Regions from separate parts of the Homo sapiens genome. Here regions 1 and 3 are each linked to region 2. A link is a loop called in an ENCODE intact Hi-C map of the cell type or tissue named here. Cell type or tissue: mammary epithelial cell. All regions are shown on one strand. Links, peaks and the distances in the headings refer to the core of each region. The heading gives the core; the rest is flanking DNA. Region 1 has its middle 21 kb from the start of LINC01702. Region 2 has its middle 15 kb from the start of C1orf141. Region 3 overlaps SLC35D1 (solute carrier family 35 member D1).

Region 1 (8,549 bases), core at 279-8,278, 350 kb after region 2:
AATCGCAATCTCCATCTCCCAGGTGCAAGCGATTCTCTTGCCTCAGCCTCCTAAGTAGCTGGGACTACAGGCATGCGCCACCATGCCTGGCTAATTTTTGTATTTTTAGTAGAGATGGGGTTTCACCATGTTGGCCAGGCTGGCCTTGAGCTTCTGACCTCAAGTGATCTGCCCGCCTTGGCCTCCCAAAGTGCTGGGATTACAGGCATAAGCCACCTCGCCTGGCCTAAAGTTAGATTTAATTCATTAATTTCACAAATATGTATTGAGTGTTAACTATGTATGAGCTATTGGACTAGGTTCTGGGAATTTGATGGTATGTAAAACAGTCCTTGCCCATATTGAGCTCATTATCTAATATGAGAGAAATACGTTAAACAAACTAATTTTTTTGTAAGAAGAATTTATTTTTTAACAGCATCTTTTTCCATCCTTTTTAAGAGATAGAAACCGTTCTTCTGTGCTCCTTACAAAGAGTTTTATCTTGGTTCCTAATAAAAGCATATATATTTCATCCACATGGCCTTAATCTTGAGAACAGGAATTTGTCTTCTTCATTTTTTTTTTTTTTTTTTGAGATGGAGTCTCGCTCTGTCGCCCAGGCTGGAGTGCAGTGGCGCCATCTCAGCTCACTGCAAGCTCTGCCTCCCAGGCTCATGCCATTCTCCTGCCTCAGCCTCCCGAGTAGCTGGGACTACAGGGGGCATGCTGCCACGCCCGGCTAATTTTTTTGTATTTTTAGTAGAGACGGGGTTTCACTGTGTTAGCCAGGATGGTCTCGATTTCCTGACCTCACGATCTACCCACTTCGGCCTCCCAAAGTGCTGGGATTACAGGCGTGAACCACCGCGCCCAGGTGTCTTCTTCATTTTTTTACCCATGAATGCATTAAGGTAATGTTTACGTACTTTAGAATCAATTAAAAAATCATCAAGTACTAAACAATCACCCAAAATAAATATCTAGTTATGAAGTATGATGGGTGTTGTGAAGAGGACCCTAAGTCACCTGGTGGTAAATGCCATAATAATGGCTAATAATAATAGTCACAGGCACTTGGCAAGTGATCACTGTGCAGCTGTCATCATGCTTCATGTAGATTATCTCATTTAATCTTCAAAGCAATTGGATGAATATTATCTCCACGTAGGGACATATGTCTGACTGCTAAACTTGTACAGCTCATGGTGGGTGGATTTTGACTTTCATCTTTTGGCATTAATGACTGTGTTAGACTGAATAATGTCCCTCCACTCTGTCCACCACCCAGTTCCACATCCTAATTCCTGGAGCCTCTGATATGTTATAATACATAGCAAATGGACTTTGAAGATGTAATTAAGTTGAGGACCTTGAGATGGGGAGATTACCCTGGATTAGTAAGGTGGGTCCAGTGTAATCACAGGGGTCCTTATAAGAGGAAGGCAGCTGAGTCAGAGAAAGAGGGAGAGGTGAGGATGGAAGGGAAGCAGAGGTTGGAGTGATGCACTTTGCAGATGGAGGAAGGGGCCATATGCTAAGAAATGCAGGAGGACTCTAGAAGCCAGAAGAGACAAGGAAATTGATTCTCCCCTAGAGCTTCCATATGAAATATAGCTCTGCCAACAGCTTGACTGTGGCCCCCAAGAACCATATCCATCTTCTGACCTCCAGAACGATAAGATGAATTTGTGATGTAAAGCCATTAAGTTTGTGGCATTTTGTTACAGTGGGAATAAGAAACTGACAAAGCAACTTTTTTGGGGACCTATCTGGCAACAGCTGGATGAAAAGCACCACATCAGAACACCAGGTTTTGTGTAGGAGGGCAAACCCCGTTTGAGAATCGTGTAAAAGATCTCCAGGCTGGGCGCTGTGGCTCATGCTTGTAATCCCAACACTTTGGGAGGCCGAGGTGGGTGGATCATTTGAGGTCAGGAGTTCGAGAACAGCCTGGCCAACATGGTTAAACCCTGTCTCTACTAAAAATACAAAAATTAGCCAGGTGTGGTGGTGCACACCTGCAATCCTAGCTATGCGGGAGGCTGAGACAGAAGAATCGCTTGCACCTGGGGGGTGGAGGTTGCGGTGAGCCAAGATCATGCCACTGCACTCCAGCCTGGGCAAAAGAGCAAGACTCTGGCAATAAAATAAAATAAAATAAAATAAAATAAAAAATCTCCAGCAAGGGGCATGAGTCTGAAAGCAAAAGGAGAATGGGAGGAGATGGGACAGAAGGTGTTGCGAGTGAAGGGACAAGTGGAACCAAACCCATCAGGCCCATGAGGCCCCCGTATGGGCCTGAGTGTGAATGAAGCCTGGAAGTTTGGGCTACAATCAGATCATGGAGCCTGACCTTCAGGCATGTCAGCCTCATTGACCAGGCACTGAAGAATCATTTGAGGGTTTTGAGGAGGACAGTAACTTAATCATGCAGTATTTTATAAAAATTATAGTATCTTCGCAAATTGAGGTGGTGAGATGACAGGGGCAAGGAAACCAGTTCTGAGGCTTTTTCTGAAGTCTGACCGATGTAATCCAAGTCTGAAGCAGGCTGGTGGCAGTGAGAAGGGAGCGGGGGAGAGTCTCCCTTCTATAAATCACACTAAGATAAAAGTTATTTATTTTTATTTTTATTTTTTTGAGACAGAGTCTTGCTCTGTTGCCTAGGCTGGAGTGCAGTGGTGCGATCTTGGCTTACTGCAACCTCTGCCTCCCAGATTCAAGCAATTCTCCTGCCTCATCCTCCTGGGTAGCTGGGATTACAGGCGCCTGCCACCAAGCCCAGCTAATTTTTGTATTTTTAGTAGAGACAGGGTTTCACCATGTTGGCCAGGCTGGTCTTGAACTCCTGATCTCCAGTGATCCGCCTGCCTCAGCCTCCCAAAGTGCTGGGATTACAGGGGTAAGCCACCATCCCTGGCTGAAAGGTTTTTTGTTGTTGCTGAGAGAGTCTCACTCTGACTCCCAGGCTGAAGTGCAGTGGTATGATCATGGCTCACTGCAGCCTCAATTTCCCAGGCTTAAGGGATCCTCCTGCCAAGGTCTACCAAAGTGCTGGGATTAGAGGTGTGAGGCATCACGCCTAGCCTAGATAGACGTTCTCGTACACAGCAGTTCTTCAAGTATGTCCCGGAGTGGTGTCCTTGAGATACTTTCAGGGAATTCTCAAGATTTAACTATTTTTTACTCTTACTCTCTCAGAGTACATAGTGGAGTTTTTCAGAGGTTACCTGACTTGTGAAATTGATAGGGACTCACTGCAAAAGGAAAATTCAGGTCTTTTCTTTCTTTCTTTTTTTCTTTTTTTTGAGATGGAGTCTCACTCTGTCGCCCAGGCTGGAGTGCTGTGGTGCCATCTCGGCTCACTGCAAGCTCCGCCTCCCGGGTTCAAGCGATTCTCCTGCCTCAGCCTTCTGAGTAGCTGGGATTACAGGCACGTGCCGCCACGCCAATTTTTGTATTTTTAGTAAAGACGGGGTTTCACCATATTGGTCAGGCTGATCTCGAACTCCTGACCTCGTGATCCACCTGCCTTGGCCTCCGAAAGTGCTCGGATTACAGGCGTGAGCCACCGCCCCTGGCTTAGGTCTTTTCTATTAAGACACACATTAAAGGGATTTGTAAAAAATGCATTTTTGGGGGGTTTTGGAAATTTTTTTTTTTGCAAAAATACTATTTATGCTAATATTTAATTATTTATTGTTGCTATTTTTAAATGGGTATATGTTTTAAACATTTCTCATTATTAATTTCTAATATGGTAAATATCTATATAACCCATATAAACAATAGCTCTTTGGGATCCTCAATAATAAGAGTATAAAAGAGTCACGAGACCAAAAAGTGTGATACCTACTGTTGGACATAAGTGCATTCACCTGCTGGATGGCGTAAGGGCTGAAGGCTTTTCCCCATGCCCCGCGAAAAGCAATCAGCCAGCCATCCTCACTCGCCCTGGAGGCCACGTAGCCGTGGCGCGTCCCAGGCTCGAGCTCCCTGGCCTGTGCTCAGAGCGCCCTCTACAGGCCAAGAGTGGATCCCACACCATTCTTGCTTGAATCTACTGCTCTGGCTGAACTTTTAGCCCAGGGGGAGTTTGAAGTTCGCGGCTGCCTGGCGCCTTGGAACAGGCGATAGGCAGCATCTACAAGCTTCATTTTCACAGGTGGGGGCTGCGGAATGGGGAAGCATCGTGCTGCAGTGACGAAACCACTAAACTGACCTGAATCTTGGTCCTGGCTCAGTCCACAACTAGGGTGGGGTCCCCTGACCTCCCTGGGTTTCAATTACTCAGGAGGAAACAACCCACAATGAACTAGCCACAAAGATCCTTCTGGCTCTAGCAGCCTATGATTCTAGGTGCTAATTGTCCCCACGTCTTACCTAGAGAAGGGGCTTAGTTCCCTGGCTACTGCCTTTCAGAGCTATCTTTGCTTTCGAGGTTTGGCTCAATAAGAATCTGACTTCAGGATGGGTCTTTGCAGTTATGGAGCTCATGGATTTTGTTCTTTAGCAAGTGCATTTTAAAACACCTTCTCAACACTTCATCGATTTATAAAGCAAATCATAAGAAGCTGGCATTGGCTCAAGCTCTGGGCCAATATATGCATTTTCTTATTTGAGCCACACCACAACCCTATTACCATTATTCCCACTTTACAGAGAGAAAAACAGAGGTCCAAGGAACTTAAGTAACTTGCCAAGATCCCAGAGCAACTGTATAGCAGAACGGGAATTCAAAACCAAGCAGTCTGGTTCCACACCCACAACACTATACCTAGCCCGGATAATAAGAGTTTGCATTTTTTAAGGTTTGCTGTGTCCCTGGAGATTTACATACATTATCTCATTCAATACAGCAATTCTACAAAGTAGGTATTATTATCTCAGGTGTTTTTTTTGTTTGTTTTTAGACGAAGCCTAGCTCTGTCGCCCAGGTTGGAGTGCAGTGGCTCGAGCTTGGCTCACTGCAACCTCTGCCTCCCGGGTTCAAACGATTTTTCTATCTCAGCCTCCTGAGTAGCTGGGACTACAGGTGCCGGTCACCACGCCCGGCTAATTTTTTGTATTTTTAGTACAGACAGGGTTTCACCATGTTGACCAGGCTGGTCTCGAACTCCTGACCTCGTGATCCAACTGCCTCAGCCTGCTAAAGTGCTGGGATTACAGGCGTGAGCCACCATGCCCAGCCTATTATCTCAGTTTTACAAGGAGGACACTTATTCTCACCCAGCTACTGAGTAGAATACTGATTTGAGATTTGACCTCTGGGACTGCAAAGCCTGTGCTGTTCATTATTATTCAGCACCATCTCTGTGCCAGGAAAAGATGAAGAACACCAACTGGGTCTTCAAGAAGCTTATATTATAATCTCCTTATGAGATAATAATGGTGACTGACATTTACTGAGAACTGTTCTAAGCCTTTACACATATGAACTCATTGAATCCTCACAATAACCCAATGAGATACAGATAATTACTATCCCAGTTTGCAAATGAAGAAATCATGGTACAAGGCAGGTGGGGTGCTAAGTAAATCACCTGAAATCCTACATTTGGTAAATGTTAGAGTTGGGATTCAAACCCAGGAAGCCTGGCTCTAATACTTGAGTTTTTAACCACTACATTATGCAAAGAGCAAATAGTTCCTGCAGAGACACAGAGGTCATTGACCAACTGAAAGAAGCTGTCTTCAACAGCTGAAAGAAGCAAGCCTGGTCTGCAGAAAGATCTCAATGTGGGAAGGAAGGTGTCGACCCCTCAGCCCCATTCCTTTTCAGTCCTGGTGTTCCAGCTGCCTATGAGACTGCTACATTTGAAAATTATTCCTTCTCAGCTGGGCATGGTGGCTCATGCCTATAATCCCAGTTCTTTAGGAGGCTGAGGTGGGTGGGTGGGTGGATTGCTTGTGCCAAGGAATTCAGGCTGGGCAACATGGCAAAACCCTGTCTGTACAAAAAATACAAAAAATTAGCCAAGTGTGGTGGCACGCACCTGTAGTCCCAGCTACTCAGAGTCTGAGGTGGAAGGATCACTTGAGCCCAGGAGGTCAAGGCTGCAGTGAGCCATGGTTGTGCCACTGCATGCTAGCCTGGACAGCAGAGCAAGATGCTCTCTCAAAAAAAGAAAAAAGAAAATTGTGCTTTTTCAAGTCTACATGCTAAAAGTGGAATTCAACACATTTCCCCCAATAGTTCTCTAAATGTCTCTTCCTTTCCAATAATGTCATTGTTCTCTCACACTAACAGGACTCAACTCTGATTGATACTTTGTTGGTGCTGAAAGATTCTGAGATGTTGTCCTGTCCAGCATCAGCAAGAAATGGTGATATGATCAATTCATTAATATTTCTGTCACTGTAATAGAAGGAAATGGCAGCCTTGCCATGAGTCTGCTATTTCTGGAGTGGGCTTTGTCCTAAGAAGTGTTAAGGAACTGGGTTCTGAGAACATGTGCTGACAGGTGCCAATATGAGTGAACAGCCAGTGAGGGCCATAGCTGAGAACATGGCTCTTCTTGCTGAGGCAGGTGCTGAGTCAAACTAGCCAGGCTAAGAGAAAATTCTGGATCAGAGGCATCAGTTTGGGGAACTAAACTAAGCTTACCAAGCTGGGGGAAGATGGCAGGGCCAAAGAGGAAAGACAGAACTCATGATTTCTTGGTCAGAAAGCCACGGCAGAAAAGCCTCAAGTCCGAGATGAGATAAGGCAAGGTCCAACCAGGTGCATTAGCTGGGATTTTTCTTGAGCTGTTGAGCTCTCTTCTCAAGAAATACAAAGCAATGGTGTCCTTTAACTGGGTAAGTTAGGGTTCTGGAATAAGCTCTCATGTGAATGAAATCATCCAGGGATAGTGAGTAGAAGAGAAGAGGTCAGTTGGGACTTAAATTTGCAAGTAGCAGTCCCATGTTGAGTGAGCCTGAACACAATGGGAAACTTGAAATGAGGATGGAGCTGTGACTGTCTTTTGGAGGCCAAGGGTGGGAATGTCATGGGCCATTAAAAGGCCGGGCAACTGAAACGTTGTGCCAGGGATTCTCACTGTCTCCTGTCTCTGCTTCTCTACACTTGTATGCATTGTTCTGTTCTCTCCCTGACAGCTTCCTTCACTTCTTAGCCTAACTTGATAGAATGAGGCTGCCTCTGGCTCCTAGCTTCTCATGCCATAGTTCCACCCAAAGAGCTTAACAAGATGTTGGGTCGTAGTTCCTAATTTTAAGGAGCAAGAATCTGACTGGCCCATCTTTGGTCAGTTGTCCACCCTGGGTCAATCTGCTAAGGCCAGGAAGGCAGTGCCAACATAACCTGTTAAAGGCTCATTCTCGTGGATATGGGAGAAGGAGAAGGATATTCCCAGGAAGAGGGATTAAGAGTTGGCCTGCAGGCCAGGAAAATACCCTAAATGTTATCTATTACAGGATCTAAAGATGGAGAACTGGAAAACACCAACATTCATTGGATGTCAGAGAGCAGAACCATAGAAAAAGACAAAGAATGTTTCTCCAGGGAATCAGGAGGAAAACTAACAGAAAAAATCATGGGTACTAAGAGAAAAAATCACGGGTACTAAGAGAAAAAATCACGGGTACTAAGAGAAAAGAGAGCTTATTTAAAGAAGAGAGGAGACATAAATGGTCAAATGCTATGGAGCAGTCAAAAAGAATGAACAGTATGAGAGACAATTTGATTACAGCAAATTAGTGCAAACTTTTTAGAAAACACATTAAGAAGAAAGTTGATGAGGAAATCAGATTTCTGTAGGTTAAAGAATGAGGTTGGTTGTATTTTTATAGGTAAATATAAAAATGTTAGTTTTAGTTGTGCTGTCAACTTTGGAAAAAGAATTCACCTATGCTATGTTAACCTGGCATTATTCAGAATTTAACATAGGCTTAGAAACAGTAAACTTTTTTCTCTGATCTTTACTGGGGTAATATGCTGTATTAAATATGTAAGATCTTATCTACACAGTTTAGATTACAGAAACTAAGACATAATCTCAAAACAATGTTAAAAAGGGGAGAAAAATAATTCAAAAGGCCAAGAAACATATGAAAATGTGCTTAACCTTACTTGTAACCACAGAAGTGTGACTAAAAACCACAAGGTAACACAACTATATGCCCATCAGATTCACCAAAATTAAAAAGTCTGAAAATTCCAAGAGTAGCAAAATATGAAACAATGGGGACAATTCTCAAAAACTGCCCATGGGGGCGCAGTGACTCACGCTTGTAATCCCAGCACTTTGGGAGGCCGAGGCGGGCAGATCACGAGGTCAGGAAATCGAGACCATCCTGGCTAACACGGTGTAACCCCGTCTCTACTAAAAAAATACAAAAAATTAGCCAGGCATAGTGGCGGGCGCCTGTAGTCCCAGCTCCTTGGGAGGCTGAGGCAGGAGAATGGCGTGAACCCAGGAGGCGGAGCTTGCAGTGAGCCGAGATCGCGCCACTGCACTCCAGCCTGGGCGACAGAGCGAGACTCCGTCTCAAAAACAAACAAACAAAAAACTGCCCGTGGGATAACAAATCAACACAGCCAAAAAGTTGCCAATTCAGGCCAG
Region 2 (8,549 bases), core at 270-8,269:
GTGAGCCCAAATTGTGCCACTGCCCTCCAGCCTGGGCAACAAGAGCAAAACCCTGTCTCAAATACGTACATAAAATATTGAATGTCTACCATACCCTAATATGGTAGGATGAATACTTAACACTAAGTATGAACTTAACACTAAGTATTTTGTGTAAATTAGCTAATTTAATTATCAAAAGAAGCCTGTTTTCTGTGCTCCTGTGCCCTCTTCCCACCTCTTTTCTGGTCCTCATACCATTGCATTGTTGCTGTTTGTTCCCATGTCTATGTTCATTTCAGTGACCATGTCATATTCACTTTAACATCTTCACTATTGTGCGGTGTTTGGCATACATTAGATAACTAAATATTTGTTGACCGAATTAATGAATATATAACTGAGTGAATAACATTTTAATAATAATATGTTTCCTGGATAGTCTACGGGGAAAACAGGATCATTAAAATAGTCACAAAACTGCATTCTCTGGCTGTGGTGGCTTGTTTACAAAATGGCCCCTAATGAACCATGCCTCCCAGTATCACATATTCTTGTAGAAACCATTCCCACATTGAATCTGGGGTAGCTCTGTGGTTGGTTTCAATCAATAGAATGTGGCAGAAGTGATATTTTGTAGTTTCTAAGGTTGGGCTTCAGGTGTCTACAGCTTCCAACTTCTCTCCTTTTGGGATATTTGTTTTTGGAAACCAACCAATATGCTGTGAGTAGCCCAAGGCACAGAGAAGCCATGTGGAGAAAAACTGAGGGTCAACAGCCCCAGCTGATTTCCCAGGTGCCAGTCAGCATGAACTCCCAGGCCTTTGAATGAGCCATCTTTAATATTCCAGACCATTTGAGTAACAGATGACTGCAGCCTCAGTCAACATCATGTAGGCCAAAAGAGCTTCTCAGCTGAGCCCAGTCAATTCCTCTCCTACTGTGGGTTCATGTGATCATGTCTTATGTGCATGCAATATCAAAAGTGATAATTTTGTGGACTTGTAAAGTCTTTGCCACTGCCACAGTGCCTGTCGATGTCTATGCTAATGCCGCTGGTACCTGATGTTGAGGGTGCAGATCTCTACACGGGTGTGGTCTCAGGTTACCACAGAACTGTTGTCATGAATACTGCTGATCTGTTGCCCTTTAGAGTCTCACAGAGATCACTGTGAAACAGCCTTTAATATTTACCCATATTTTTATTGAACCCCCTTCACTCTAGGACTCAGGCCTGAATTGATGGGGACTGGTCCAATAAATAATATAAAAGTGATAGACAGACAGACAGAAATAGTGCTACACCCATAATCCTTACTCCTTTTATCCTGGCCCATTATCTTTTAGGCATGCTTCTGTGCCATGGCATTCTCTTCCCTTGGATTCAAGTCTTTGCAAGAAAACTCCAAGGTATTTCATGTAATCAGATCCAAGAATATGAACCCTACCAGATCTTTAGACATGCCCAGAGAAGACCGAAACCAAGATGTTCAACATGTCCAGACAAGTAAATCTAAGACTAGAGACATTTATCAGTGCAGGATACCTCCCCTATCTTCACGATTATCTGCTAACAGCTATACCCTTCTTCTTGGAGAAATTGCTCTTCCCCCTTTCCAAGTAGTTGTGGTTGGACTGCTGGTTATAGAACATCACTCCACCCCGGTCCATAGGGATGGGCACATGATCTTGTTCTGGTCAATCATAGAACTTCAGTTCTCTAGGGAAAGGAATTGTTCTAACGGGTGAGTACAGGCCCCAAGACAGAACATTCAGAGTCCTTCTCTGAGATTTTTTTTTTCTAGGAAGGGACTCTTTCTTGAGTGAGAAGGTTGTAATCCTGGGCTTCCATGGGGCAAACACCTAGAGGAGACAATGAGGCCCAAAAGACTTAAGCAGATGAGAGGTGGATGTTGCAAGCAAGAGTGAGTGCTGGTTCTGTCAAGTCTGAAGTTTCTCTCCCTGACATACCTGAAGTTACCTGCTCCCCACAGAAATTCTGTCAGTTCCATAACAGGCCCCATTCTTCTTCCATTAATTCCCATTTTTTCACATAGTGAGTTTGAGTTGAATTTCTGTCAGTTACAATTAAAAAAACTTTGGACTATTGCAAATATAAGCACAATAGAAGGATAGAAATACTTTTTCTGGCTGGATGTGGTGGCTCACACCTGTAATCCCAGCACTTTGGGAGGCCGAGGCAGGTGTATCACCTGAGGTCGGGAGTTCGAGACCAGCCTGGCCAACATGGTGAAAGCCTGTCTCTATCAAAAACTACAAAAATTAGCCAGGCGTGTTGGCAGGCACCTGTAATCCCAGCTACTCAGGAGGCTGAGGCAGGATAATAGCTTAAACTTGGGAAGCAGAGGTTGCAGTGAGCCGAGATCATGCATGCCACTGCACTCCAGCCTGGGCGACAGAGCAGACTCTGTCAAAAAAAAAATAAAAAGATTGTAGGGGCTAACTAGTTCTCTCGTACTGCTCTCTCTAGCATTTTGGAACTGATAAAATCTACTAGCTACTTCATTTTACTGTGTTTGTATCCAATGTAATAATACTACATTGGATACCTATTACTTTGTTTACCCGACATCCCTTTGTTACTGGCGGGTCTTTGTTCTTAGAGCTCCCAAGATGGGGTAAGCCGCTTCCAAGATGGTGGCAAGCCTTTTGTTCTCTGACCTGGGGTTCTTGGCCTCATGGATTCTAAGGAATGGAACCTTGAGCCATGTGGTGAGTGTTATAGCTCTATTAGAAGCCGTGGGTCACGGAAGAGAACCGTGGAACCCAGCCACTAGTGTTCAGCTCGATTGGGATGAACCTGGGCACTTAGCCGTGAAGGAACAATGGCGAGCCTCTAGCCCGATCCGCAGCGGCGATGGGCGCCTCGCTGGGTCAGAAACGCAGTGTACACCCTGCCGGATCCAGAGGGGTGGAAGTCAGTGGTGGGTCTGCGACAACGGCAATCAGCAGTAGTGGACGGCGAGCGAAAGCTCAGCTCCAGCCAGAACAAACGTGGACCAGAAGAGTGTGCAGTTGCAAGATTTAATAGAGTGAAAACAGAGCTCCCATAGAAGGGGAGGGGACCCAAAGGGGGTTTCCCCTGCCCGCTCGAATTCCTGGGTTTATATCCCAATCATTGTCCCTCCCGCTATGCGCTCAGGCGATAGATGATTTGACTATTTCTTTACCTCCTGCTTTTAGCCTAATTGGTATTTTAGTGAGCCCTCTTTACTACCTGATGGGTCAGGTGTGAGCTGAGTTACAAGCCTCGTGTTTGAAGGTGGGTGTGGTCACCTTCCACAGCTAGGCTTAGGAATTCTTAGTCGGCCTAGGGAATCCAGCTAGTCCTGTCTCTCACTATCTTCTGAGAATTATTTCTCACATTAACCTTTTGTGGTAGATTAAAAGATTGGCGCTACCCTTCCTGCTTCCCTGTCCCCCACTTTAAACAATAGCTTCACTGTGGGCAGAAGGTATTTCTTTCCCCTTGACTTAGTGTCCAGTCATGTGACTTTCTTTGACCAATGGCTTGGTCAGGCAGTAGCAGCAGTGTTAGAACGGCTCTGAACCTAAACTTCAGAGGCTCTTGTGTTCCCTGTCTAGCTTAGGGGCCCAGGAGGAGTGAGATCTGGGTTCCTAAGACCCACTATTCCACTAGAATGGAGTACAGCCACTCTAGTCATCACTGCCTGGCAGGGCTGCCCTAGCCAACCGTCAGATCCGTGAAAATGAATGATAGTGGTGTTAAACCACTAGTTGGGGCACTTTGTTATAGAACATTGTAGTGATAATAACCTAACTGATATACCTCCCACCCCAGCCCACTCACTCCCAATCATAGGGTTCCCACACAATTTACCAGGTTCTTCTTACACTATCAGATCCTCTTTCCTGTCATCAGTTAGTCCAGAGGCTGAATGGGCCCCTGGGAGCTCTTCTCAGCATTTTGTACTTGGAGGGGGAGCATTGAGCACTCTTTCTTGTGGCAGAAAGTCTGAAGTGTGAGACCTGGGAGTTGTTAGCCTCGTTGGCCACCCCGTGGGGAAAGCAGATTTGCAGTGAGAAAGAAGTCAGGAGGCGGAGAGTGACACCTAGGGGCTTTTTAGAGTTCCTAGCTGCAGTTATTCCACACTTCAGCTTGAACCTCCGTGACCTGTCTCCGCTTCTCCTTGGCTCTTAATCGCATTTTGCTTCTCTTATTCCCCATTTTTTTCTGTTGTAATCTTTCTGAAGAACAGGACAGGGTCTCATTCACGTTTGTATTTCCCGAAGTACTCTATCAAGTGTCTTACATGTTATAGACACTCAATAAATACTTGTGGAATTAAAGTGGTCCCCCTGCCCAAATCCCTGAGTGAGAACTAGATCCTCCTCCTTTGTCTGAACATGTCCATATGTACTCTAAGCTACCTACTTTATACTGGAGGTTCATTTTTCAATCATTTCCCATAATTTGACTAAAATTAAATCCGTAAGTTGAAATTGGATGAATGACCCAGTAAGCTAGTTTTTTAAAGTTCAGAGTATTTGCTGTTGAAAAACCAACAAGTTGAATTTATTATCCTTTAGGTTAAGGTCTATTTTAGTCTCAAGATTCCATAGTTTCATGGTATATACAGTTAACTACTTTTCCAATCATAAATACAAAAATTTTCTGGTAACCCTCTTAAGGAGAGTTAGTCGAAAAATTGCTTTGGCTCTGAGTTGCTCAGCTGAAAAGAAAAAGAAATGCCTAGGTTTATTTTTCCTGATATCTTTACATAGGAATTTTCTGGGCTCAATCCTAGAACTTCTTTCCTTTTCTATCTATAGTCTATATCTAATTTCTTGGTAATCCCATTCATGCTTGTGGCTTTAAATTCCATCTATATGCAGGTGATACTCAAATTTATATATCCAGCTTGGTCTCTCCTCTGAATTCCAGGTTCATATGACCCAACCAATTCAACATCTTATCTAGATAACAGGCATTTCGAACTTTTTTTTTTTTTTTTTTTTTTTACTTTAAGTTCCAGGATAAATGTGCAGGATGTGCAGGTTCATTACATAGGTATACATTTGCCATGGTGGTTTGCTGCAACTATCAACCCGTCATCTAGATTTTAAGCCCTGCATGCATTAGGTATTTGTCCTAATGCTCTCCCTCCCCTTGCTCCCCACCTTCTGACAGGTCCCGGTGTGTGTTGTTCCCCTCCCTGTGTCCATGTGTTCTCATCGCTCAACTCCCACTTATGAGTGAGAACATGTGATGTTTGGTTTTCTGTTCTTGTGTTAGTTAGCTGAAAATGATGGCTTCCAGCTCCATCCATGTCCCTGCAAAGGACATGATCTTATTTTCTTTTATGGCTGCACGTTCTGCACATGTATCCTGGAACTTAAAGTAAAAAAAAAAAAAAAAAAAGGTTTGAAATGCCTGTTATCCAGATAGAGATGTTGAATCAGTTGGGTCATATGAACCTGGAATTCAGAGAAGAGATCAAGCTGGATATAGAAATTTGAGTGTCATCTCCATATAGATGGAATTTAAAGCCACAAAGTATTCCATGGTGTATATGTACCACATTTTCTTTATCCAGTCTATCATTGATGGGTATTTGGGTTGGTTCCATGTTTTGCTGTTATAAATAGTGCTGCAATAAACATATGTATGTGCACGTATCTTTGTAGTAGAATTATTTATATTCTTTTGAGTATCTACCTAGTAATGAGATGCTGGGTCAAATGGTATTTCTGGCTCTAGATCCTTGAGGAATCGCCACACTGTCTTCCGCGATGGTTGAACTAATTGACATTCTCACCAACAGTGTGAAAGCATTCCTATTTCTCCGCAGCCTCACCAGCATCTATTGTTTCTTGACTTTTTAATGATCACCATTCTGACTGGTGTGTAATGGTAACTCATTGTGGTTTTGATTTGCATTTCTCTGCAGATCAGTGGTGATGTGCTTTTTTTCATGTTTGTTGGCTGCATAAATGTCTTCTTTTGAGAAATGTCTGTTCATATGCTTTGACCACTTTTTGAGGGGGTTGGTTTTTTCTTGTAAATTTGTTTAAGTTCCTTGTAGATTCTGGATATTAGACCTTTGTCAGATGGGTAGATTGCAAAAATTTTCTCCCATTCTGTAGGTTGCCTGTTCACTCTGATGCTAGTTTCTTTTGCTGTGCAGAAGATCTTTAGTTTAATTAGATCCCATTTGTCAATTTTGGCTTTTGTTGCAATTGCTTTGGGTGTTTTCATCATGAAGTCTTTGCCCATGCCTATGTCCTGAATGGTATTGCCTAGGTTTTCTTCTAGGGTTTTTATGGTTTCAGGTTTTATATTTTAAGTCTTTAATCCATCTTGAGTTAATTTTCATATAAGGTGTAAGGAAAGGGTCCAGTTTCAATTTTCTGTATATGGCTAGCCAGCTTTTCCAGCATCATTTATTAAATAGGGAATCCTTTCCCCATTGCTTATTTTTGTCACGTTTGTCGAAGATCAGATGGTTGTAGATATGTGGTGTTGTTTCTGAGGTCTCTGTTCTGTTGCATTGGTCTGTATGTCTATATGTCTACTGTTTTTGTAGCAGTAGCATGCTGTTTTGGTTACTGCAGCCTTGTAGTGTAGTTTGAAGTCAGGTAGTGTGATGCCTCCAGCTTTCTTCTTTTTGCTTAGGATTGTCTTGGCTATACGGGCTCTTTTTTGGTTCCATATGAAATTTAAAGTAGATTTTTCTAATTCTGCGAAGAATGTAAATGGTAGTTGGATGGGAATAGGCTTGAATCTATAAATTACTTTGGGCACTATGGTTATTTTCACAATATTGATTCTTCCTATCCATGAGGATGGAATGTTTTTCCATTTGTTTGTGTTCTCTCTGATTTCCTTGAGCAGTGGTTTGCAGTTCTCCTTGAAGAGGTCCTTCATGTCCCTTGTAAGCTGTATTCCTAGGTATTTTATTACCTTTGCAGCATTTGTGAATGGGACTTCATTTATGATTTGGCTCTTTGCTTGTCTATTGTTGGTGTGTAGGAATGCTTGTGATTTTGATTGATTTTGTATCCTGAGACTGCTGAAGTTGATTATCAGCTTAAGGAGTTTTTGGGCAGAGACGATGGGGTTTTCTAAATATACAAACATGTCATCTGCAAACAGACAATTTGACTTCCTCTCTTCCTATTTGAATACTTTTATATCTTTCTCTTGCCTGATTTCCCTGGCCAGAACTTCCAATACTATGTTGAATTGGAGTGGTGAGAGGGCATCCTTGTCTTGTGCCAGTTTCCAAGGGAATGATTCCAGCTTTTACTCATTCAGTATGGTATTGGCTATGGGTTGTCATAAATAGCTCTTATTATTTTGAGATATTCCATCAATGCCTAGTTTATTGAGAGTTTTTAACATGAAGGGATGTTGAATTTTATCAAAGGCCTTTTCTGCGTCTATTGAGATAATCATGTGGTTCTTTTCATTGGTTCTGTTTATGTGATGCGTTACATTTATTGATTTGTGTATATTGAACCAGCCTAGCATCCCAGGGATGAAGCCAACTTGGTCGTGGTGGATAAGCTTTTTGATGTGCTCCTGGATTCGGTTTGCCAGTATTTAATTGAGGATTTTCGCATTGATGTTCATTAGGGATATTGGCCTGAGGTTTTCTTTTTTTGTTGTGTCTCTGCCAGGTTTTGGTATCAGGATGATGCTGGCCTCATAAAATAAGTTGCAGAGGAGTTCCTCCTTTTCAATTGTCTGGAGCAGTTTCAGAAGGAATGGTAGCAGCTCCTCTTTGTACTGCTGATAGAATTTGGCTGTGAATCCATCTGGTCCTGGGCTTTTTTTGGTTGGTAGCCTATTAGTTACTGCCTCAATTTCAGAACTTCTTGTTGGTCTATCCAGGGATTTGACTTCTTCCTAGTTTAGTTTTGGGAGGTGTATGTGTCAAGAAATGTATCCATTTCTTCTAGATTTTCTAGTTTATTTGCATAGAGGTGTTTATAGTATTCCCTGATGGTAGTTTGTATTTCTGTGGGGTCAGTGGTGATATCCCCTTTATCATTTTTTATTGTGTCTATTTGACTCTTCTCTCTTTTCTTCTTTATTACTCTGGCTAGCTAGCGGTCTATTTTGTTAATTTTTCAGAAAATCAGCTCCTGGATTCATCGATTTTTTGAAGGGTTTTTTGTGTCTCTATCTCCTTCAGTTCTGCTCTGATCTTAGTTATTTCTCGTCTTCTGCTAGCTTTTGAATTTGTTTGCTCTTGCTTCTCTGGTTCTTTTAATTGTGATGTTAAGGTGATGATTTGAGATCTTTCCAGCTTTGTGATGTTGGCATTTAGTCCTGTAAATTTCCCTCTAAACACTGGTTTAGCTGTGTCCCAGAGATTCTGGTACATTGTCTCTCTGTTCTCATTGCGTTCAAAGAACTTCTTAATTTCTACCTCAATTTTGTTATTTACCGAAGAGTCATTCAGGAGCAGGTTGTTCAGTTTCCATGTAGTGTGTGGTTTTGAGTGAGTTTCTTTTCTTTTTTTTTTGAGATGGAGTCTCGCTCTGTCACCCAGGCTGGAGTGCAGTGGCGCAATTTCGGC
Region 3 (8,549 bases), core at 249-8,248, 150 kb before region 2:
CACTCATCCAAATTCAGCCACGTTTCAAGATTTCTCCTCTTCATCTGGCCGTTACTGTATAATCTGTGGTAAGCAAAACCTCTAAACTGGCCATCTGTAAAATAAGGATGATACCAATGTGCCAGTAGGTCTGTTGAGATTATAAATGGGATACCTTAAAGGGAAAATATTTTGTCCCTAGAGAGTGCTGGCTAATGATCAGGTAGGTAATAGTACAGGTCTACAATCCCTTATCCAAAACCCTTGTGACTAGCGGTATTTCAAAACACATCACAGCACATTCTCGAACAAACCTATGGCTGGATATATGGCCACAATAAAATGTATTGACATGAATTTCAGGTCAGATTTTGTAGCCAAATTCGACAAGAAAAAGCTTGGTTTTCAGAGCCCTGTGGATTTCAGAACTGCAAACTTGTAGTGGCTTTCAAATTTTTGCTGGTGCTCACTTGGCAGCTGGTCCCAACTGCCTTTACTTTCTACATAACTGGCAGAGACAAATTAGCAGGTGCACTCTAACCTGTATAGCAGCAACAACAGAACCTTGCACACTCTGAGCCTTCTGCAGAGCAACCGGAAGCCTATAAATGAAGCCGGTGAGTGAGAATAGGCTGCCAAAGCCCAGATGCGGTCCTTCTGGAATCTCTCACTCAATCCTCTTGTCTTACAGAAGGGAAAATCCAAGGCAGAAAATGGAAAAATGACTTGTCCGAGGTTCAACAACTTTAGACTGAGCTGCTTTGACAATGTCGGATGCCTGTATCCTTTTCCTTCATGGCACTGAATGGCTCACACGTATTCATGGCTAGAGCCATGGGCTTAACCCTTGTCCAGTCAATCCCGATGGCCAGAAAAGTAGGATACTATTAGCTACGCTTTACCCAACTTGTCTTTGCGGTTAGGCAGGTAGGTCTTCATCATAAGATGGCAGCACCCTTTGGGTTTATTTGGCTACAACAGTTGGGGAAGATGCATTCCCTCAAAAGGAAAATAGGCTGGTCACAGAGAAAGACTATTAGGCAGATAAAACAAGTCTATTGCAAATATTATCTACCATTGTTAAGTGATTGCTATTAAAAGCACAGCACTAATTATAAAACAATCTTCACAACGTTATTTTCCCCAATTTACAAATAAAACTGAGCTACCTTGAGAAGTTGTAAGACTTGCTCTTTCCAATGATCTGGATTTTACCTATTTTTCTAAGTCAGGTCTTTGTGTTTAGGGAAGATGTGTGTTGTAGAATAGAAAACATGTTGCTTGCAAACAATCTTTCTCCTAGCTTTTTCCCACAACTCTGAACTCTAGAAAAGAGAAATTCCCCCAGCTGGAAAAAAGACGTTAGTAGGCTCTGAGAATGGCAGGAATGTGAGCTTCATTCTCTAGAAAGACATCAGAGGAATAACTACATGGAGTACAAAACAGGTTGGACTCTACGCACTGGAACTTCCAGTAGTAGAAACTATTACCAGGGCAAAGTTTGCAATTTGTTGTACCATCTGCCTTCAAAGGACACCTTAGAGTTGGTCACTAAGGAGTTCAGCAGTGACCATGATGGACTGAAGACAAGAGTCCCTCTTGTATCTTCTGCGCACAGGCAATTCTCCTGGATCTTGTGTAACCTTAGCAAAGAACTGGGACTGAATTTCCCGGTAGGTGGCAAGATGGGGACTCAGATATATTTTGATATAAAATAATATGTACTGTGACATTTCTTTCACCCTCAAACATCATATACTTTACTGCTTGTTCTAGGAAGCTCCATGACCTCAGAGAAAAAGATAGGCTTTACAGAAAGGCAAATTTATATTCTAAGCAAAGACTGTCTCACAAATACCACTGTCCAACAATGAAACTTTCCCATGCTTGTTTCACCTCTAAAACAACACTAGGACTAACTTTAAAGGATTGTTTAGAGGATTAAAATGTGTCAATACACAAGGTGCTAAAAAAAAATGTGTAGCATGTAAAAATGGCTCAATAAATGTATTTTTACTGTGGTATAGCAGGCACTCTGTTTCTTGCTACACTTCAAATATTACCTTTTTGGAAAACTCTTGGAAACATAAGTTAGTCACCTCAAAGACGTTCCTCCTGCTTTTATACTCGGAAAGCATTGAGGTTAGGTGAAAGTACACCATTATGTTTTGTAAGTGAAAATAATTGGATCAAAACTTACTGGCTTACCTAAAATGCAGGACAATCAGCATTCTTGTAGATCAAAATCAGCTTTAAAAACATTTAGGTTTGCAAGCATGCATGCTTAGATGTTCATTAGGTCATGGGATGGCCATGTCCAGCACTGGACTCTCAGCCCTAGCACAGGTGGGCCATGAGCCCTTCGGGAAAGGTTCCGTTCACCTGACGACTCCGGTGAGATGATTAGTTTCACCGTCAGTGTCACATGGCCATCTTAAGTCTACTTTGTCACTATTAGCGCTGCAGCACCCTGAGAACTGCCAGTTTGATCCAGAGAGAAGCTGAACTCATAATTCTGATGGCTGATGAAAACAATAAGATATTAAGAAATCCAGGCCAGGCACAGTGGCTCATGCCTGTAATCCTAGCAGTCTGGGAGGCCGAGGCGGGTGATCACTTGAGGTCAGGAGTTCGAGACCAGCCTGGCCAACATGATGAAACCCTGTCTCTACTAAAAATACAAAAACTAGCCAGACGTGGTGGCACAAGCCTGTAGCCCCAGCTCCTCGGGAGGCTGAGGCAAGAGAATCACTTGAACTCGGGAGGCAGAGGTTGCAGTGAGCCGAGATCGCGCCACTGCACTCCAGCCTGGGCGACAGAGCGAGACTCTGTCTCAAAAAGAAAAAAAAAAGAAAAAAAATCCAAAGTGATAATGGGTGAAGTCTATTCAGCATCCTACAGTGGATTATTAAATTTTTAAATCTTAGTTGAGGAAACAGGTGTTTCAAATAATGTTCTGGAAACTATCAGGAAACCTGTTTTCAATATAGGCCTCAAGTTTTAATTAAGTATTTAAGGTGGTTTCTTGAAAATAATTAAATAAAATGCTTAATTAAAAAAATGTTCCCAAAGTTAAAATGGTCTCCTGAAGACACACATTTAGGCAAAAAAAGAAAAAAAAAAAAAAAGAAGAAACAACTTTAAAAAAAAGAGAAACAGTCTTATCACCTGTTAATTATAATTCCTAAAATAACTCAAATCCCTTTTCTTTTCTATGTAAAAAGAAACAACTGTACTTTAGGACCTCATCATTCTCACTAGCACAACAGCCTGCTCTATCTGATGCATTCACCTCCAGTTCTGCCCTTCCGTGATCCCCACCTGACAGTCATCCACGCAGCAATCCCAGTGATCCTGTCATAGTGCAAATCTCATCTGTAGTAGTTCAACTTAGTCACGCTGGTAGCCAGTGGGCTAAGTCTAGCTGGCAGATTTTTTGTTTTATTTCAATGCCTTTGAGCAGGTATGTACCCCAAGCCCCACCATTCACTCTAGGCATTCACACCTGGCCCCTGTGAGACATCTGAATTTGCCAACCTCTGACCTACAGTATACAATCCAAATACTGCAGCTGGTGTGATCTTTCTAAAACGCAAATGAGGCCATGCTTCTGCCCTGCTACGCTAAAAAAAAAAAAAAAAAAAAAAAAAAAAAAAAAAAAAAAAAAAAAAAAACAGACCAAAACCTCTGTCTTCATAGAGCTTGAAGTGCTATGGGGATGAAATAAGGGAGAGAAGAGAACATGGTGTGGTGAGGGCAGGGGAGCCTATTTCAGATAGGCTGGTCAAGGAAGACCCACAGAGATGAGGGGACGTACTATAACGAAAGATGCACTCCAATCAAGGAGTGGGACAGAGGCCCTAGAAGGTGGGTGGGCTGTCCCCGCCAGTATTTTCTCAGGCAAATCCTAGTTGTTTTTCAGGAATCAGCTCAAATGCCATTTCTCCAAGGAAACCTTTCCTACCATTCCCAGGTGGAATGAAATTCCTCCTCCCATACATTCATATGCATATCTCAGCTATACTTTCATAATTCTGTCATCATTTGTGAACATTGTCCTCAAAAATATTCACCGAAAAAAATTATCTGAAGGATAAATAGGCAGATATGATAAAGCACTCTTGATGAAACCCTCCTATTTCTTTCTCTAACAACGAGGGATGGTATATGAAATATATTCTTCAGAAAGAAAGGGGTTTTGAAATCAAAGTCCAGGTTTACATTTCTCATGTGAGTGAAGTTGGACAAATTCCTTAGCCTGGCTAAAGCCACCATTTATGCACCAGTAAAGTGCTGGAAGGACCAAATATGAGAAGGCACATTTTAGCCCGAACCCAGTGAAAACACATAGTCGGCCCTCAGTAAATACTGCTTTTCCTTCCTCTTAAACTGCTTTCCATCATTTAGCTGCCAAAAGCAGGTGTTGCCACAAGAGGGCACTTTTAGCACAGCTGGAAAAGCATAGCTGCTTTGCCTTCTCAGATTAAACCAGCCACCATCTCATGCTTAAGCTTTAAATCCACAGTGGGTGAACAATGAATGAAAAATAACATTTGACAAGTATAGAGCGGTGATGAGTTTGGTACTGCCAAGTCTATTACAGACAGACTTAAGAGAAACGAGAACCTAGCATGGTGGCGAAGAGCAAGGGTGTTTGAAGTCAGACTGATGGGGGTTTGAATGCGGGTTCCCTGACCACACCGGGCAAGTGTGCCTCTCTGAGCTTCACCTGTAGATGCCAGGCCTCTAGTAGAGGATGGGTGCTGGCCCCAGTGAACTCAGTCTGGCTTGATGGATGGATGAACCAATGTATACATAGGCCCCAAGTGATGAGAACTGTAGGAAAGAAGAATTGAAGTTACCTGGTAAATGCTGACCCACTGTGGGTACACAATGGCACTAGCTCTGTGCTTTCTCCTCTGAGCAGTGCATCATCTATAGCGTTGCCCAATACTGACAGCCTATGCTTCAAGGAAGCCAAGTGAGACAAGAAGCTATCAAAAAGATGAATTCTAACTTCAACAAATTAGAAAAAAATCAGACTCTAAGAGGGTTTTTTAAAGTTGATTAAAACACATGTGTTAAGGACAATCTCTTCAACAAATGGTGTTGGGAAAATGAAATATCCACATGCAAAAGAATGAAGTTGGACCCTTACTTTACAACATATACAGAAATTCACTCAAAATGTATTCAAGATCTAAATTTAAGACGTAAAATTATAAAACTCACATTGGATTTGGCAGCATATCTTGGATATGCCACCAAAAGCACAGGCAACAAGAGTAGAAGTAAATAACTGGACTACATACAAATTTAGAACTTTGCTGTGCATCAAAGTCAATGGATATAATCAAAGGAGTGAAAAGGTAACCTGTGGAATGACAGAAAGTATTTGCAAATAACATATCTGATAAAGGGGCTGGGCACAGCACCTTACACCTGGAATCTTAGCATTTTGGGAGACCCAGGCAGGCAGATTGCTTGAGCCCAGGAGTTTGAGACCAGCCTGGACAGCAATAGCAAAACCCCGTCTCTACAAAAAAATTAGCTGGGTGTGGTGGTATGCACCTCTACTCCGCTACTCAGGAGGCTAGGGTAGGAGAATTTCTTGAGCCCAGGAAATTGAGGCTGCAGTGAGCTGTGATCATGCCACTGCACTCCAGCCTGGGTGACAGAGTGAGACCCTGTGTTAAAAAAAAAAAAAAAAAATATATATATATATATATAACCCCTTTAGATATAGATATATCTGTGTGTGTATATATATACACACACAGATATAGAGATGTATAAAGATGTATCTGTATATATATGCAGATACCCTATATCTAAAGGGGTTAAATATGTATTTACAACATATACAGAAATCAAAAATATATTCAAGATCTAAAGACATAAAATTACAAAATTCTTAGAAAACAGGAGGAAAGCTGTTAAATATATATATATCCTTAAATATATATATTAATTTAATAATATAAATATTGTTATTTATATATTATATGTTACTGTTAAAAAAATATATATATATCTCCTTAGACATATATATCTAAGGGGGTTAAAATCCAGAATATAAAGAATTCTTACAACTAAACATCACCTCAAGCATATGAAAAGATGCTCAACATCACTAATCATTAGGAAAATACAAATCAAAACCAGAACAAGATTATCATATCACATCCATTAGGACGGCTACAATCTGAAAAACAGAAAATAACAAGTGTTGGTGAGGATGTGGAGAAACTGGAACCCTTGTGCACTCTTGGTGGGATTCTAAAATGGGCCAGCCATAATGGAAAAGTCTAGTGGTTTCTCAAAAAAATTAGAATTACCATATGATACAGCAATTTCACTTCTGAGTATATACCCAAAAGAAAAGTAAGTGGGATCTTGGCTGGGCACAGTGGCTCATGCCTGTAATTCCAACACTTTGGGAGTCGGAGGCAGGTGGATCACCTGAGGTCAGGAGTTCGAGACCAGCCTGACCAACATGATGAAAACCCGTCTCTACTAAAAATATAAAAATTAGATGGGCGTGGTGGTGCATGCCTGTAATCCCAGTCACTCCAGAGGCTAAGGCAGGAGAATCGCTTGAACCCGGGAAGTAGATAGAGGTTGCAGTGAGCCAAGATGGTGCCACTGCACTCCAGCCTGGGCAACAAGAGTGAAACTCCGTCTAAAAAAACACACACAAAAAAGTGGGATCTTGAAAAGTATTTGTACACCCATGTTCATAGCAGGATTATTCACAATAGCCAAGAGGTAGAAGCAACCCAAGTACCCATCAACCAAAGGCTGGATAAACAAAATGGTACACATACAATGGAATATTATTCAGACTTAAGAAGGAAGGAAATTCTGACATATGTTACACAACATGGAATAACATCAAGGGCGTTATGCTATGTGAAATAAGCCAGCCACAAAAAGACAAATATGGTACGATTCCACTTATATAAAATACCTAGTGTAGTCAAATTCATAGAAACATAAAGAATGGTGGTTATCGATGACTGAGGTGAGGGGAAAATGGTGAGTTTCTGTTTAATGGGTATGGAGTTTTAATTTTGCAAGGAAATGTTCTGGAGATTGGTTGAACAACAATGTGAATATATGTAACACTACTAAACTGTATGCTTAAAAATGTCTAAGATGGTATATTTTATGTGTATTTTACCACAATCTTTTTCTTTAAAAAAGGTTTAATATGCTTCTCCCTCTGACACACCTTAATGTGCTTCCACCTCTGCTGAGTCTGCTTGTACCAAAATGCCTCTACTTGATGAGTAAAGCTACTCAGGAGCTTGGAAACCTGATAATGCAGTTGAAATACCCTGAAAACAGAAAGATTAGCACTTCCTTCCTTCTAATTTACCACAAGTATGCCACAAGACACTGGATATTCAGTCATACATACTATTCATAAAAGCATTTGTATATAAAACAGTATTTTCTACATATGGAGTCTCAATCACCTAACAGGATGCCAACCTCTAAAATATGGGCAGACTTCTGGCTCTGGATTAGTCTCTGTATGCAGTTACAAAGGAATTTTAATACTTGTTTTCAGGAAAAAGTATTTATTTTACACCATTACAAAAATATTTAGGCACATAATTTTCATGTTTATGTCACCTGATTTACATACCTCAATTCCTCAGTACCTTTTAACACTAAAAATGGTCATTTGGTAAATAGACTCTAAAATGAAAAAATACTGTGAGAAGCTAACACCTGTAGACAAAAATCAGTTGATCATCAGCATGAGAAAGAAAACATTTGTGAAAAAAATAATCTCTAAAAACATTTTTGTGAGACAATAAATCTAACCAGTAGATTTCTTTTTAAAAAGTATTTTTAAAGAACAAAGCTTTAAAAAAAAAAAAACTACAACACTGTAAACTATATCCTCATGCCATGAAGCAGCATCCTGAAAGTAAGACCTAGAAGACTGGCTTAGAAAACAGTAATGGTGCCAGGGACTCACAATATATGACAACTGAGACAGGCCTGGAAGCAGGGGCAGCATGGGGTCAAGTGCTTTCAATTCAGAGAGGGGAAAAGGAACGCTGGCCTTTCCAGGAGCCATCTAAAGGTAAAAACTGAGAAAGATTTAACTGAATTGACATTCTAAAATGTAACTATGTTTCTTTAAGATAGAAAATAATTTTCCTGGCCGGACATGTGGCACACACCTGTAATCCCAGCACTTTGGGAGGCTGAGACAGAAGGGTTACTTGAGGCCAGGAGTTTGAGACCAGTCTGGCAACAGAGTGAGACCCTGTCTTTACCAGAAAAAAAAAAAAAAAGGAAGAAACGAGCCAGGCGTAATGGCACATGCCTATAGTCGTAGCTACTTAGCAGGCTAAGGCAGGAGGATCACTTGAGCCTAGGAGTTTGAGACTGTGGTGAGCTGCTATGATTACGCCATTACACTCCAGCCTGGCTGGCGACAGAGCAAGACCTTCTTTCTTTTTTTTTTTTTTTTTTAAAAAAAAGGAGGGGGAGTAGGGGGAAGAAAATAATTTTCCTTTATTAAAATGTACTGTCACAATATAAAAGAA

Evidence for each region. A loop is a pair of places that touch in the nucleus more often than their neighbours do. Peaks named below come from ENCODE experiments on the same cell type or tissue, not always from the same donor. Only the 100,000 strongest peaks of a DNase experiment are listed, where the experiment ranks them.
Region 1: a loop joins it to region 2, with 5 times the contacts of the local background. A loop is called at or near these places in 11 of 110 quality-filtered maps.
Region 3: a loop joins it to region 2, with 17 times the contacts of the local background. A loop is called at or near these places in 99 of 110 quality-filtered maps.

The regions. Positions count from the first base shown.
Region 1 is chr1:67,496,628-67,505,176 of GRCh38, forward strand. No RefSeq gene overlaps it. Among named protein-coding and RNA genes, the nearest start is that of LINC01702, 21 kb to the right of the region's middle. RefSeq lists an enhancer at 3,659-4,162. In mammary epithelial cell, for the core only: a CTCF peak has its summit at 4,003 (motif pointing left); a DNase peak (open chromatin) is centred at 3,984.
Region 2 is chr1:67,145,289-67,153,837 of GRCh38, forward strand. It overlaps a transcript of IL23R not described here. Among named protein-coding and RNA genes, the nearest start is that of C1orf141, 15 kb to the left of the region's middle. In mammary epithelial cell, for the core only: a CTCF peak has its summit at 4,055 (motif pointing left); DNase peaks (open chromatin) are centred at 1,443 and 4,033; H3K27ac peaks cover 1,502 bases.
Region 3 is chr1:66,991,830-67,000,378 of GRCh38, forward strand. SLC35D1 (solute carrier family 35 member D1) reads right to left here. Exons shown (of 12, transcript NM_015139.3): 12 at 7,521-8,549. Among named protein-coding and RNA genes, the nearest start is that of SLC35D1, 58 kb to the right of the region's middle. In mammary epithelial cell, for the core only: a CTCF peak has its summit at 4,401 (motif pointing right); a DNase peak (open chromatin) is centred at 4,412.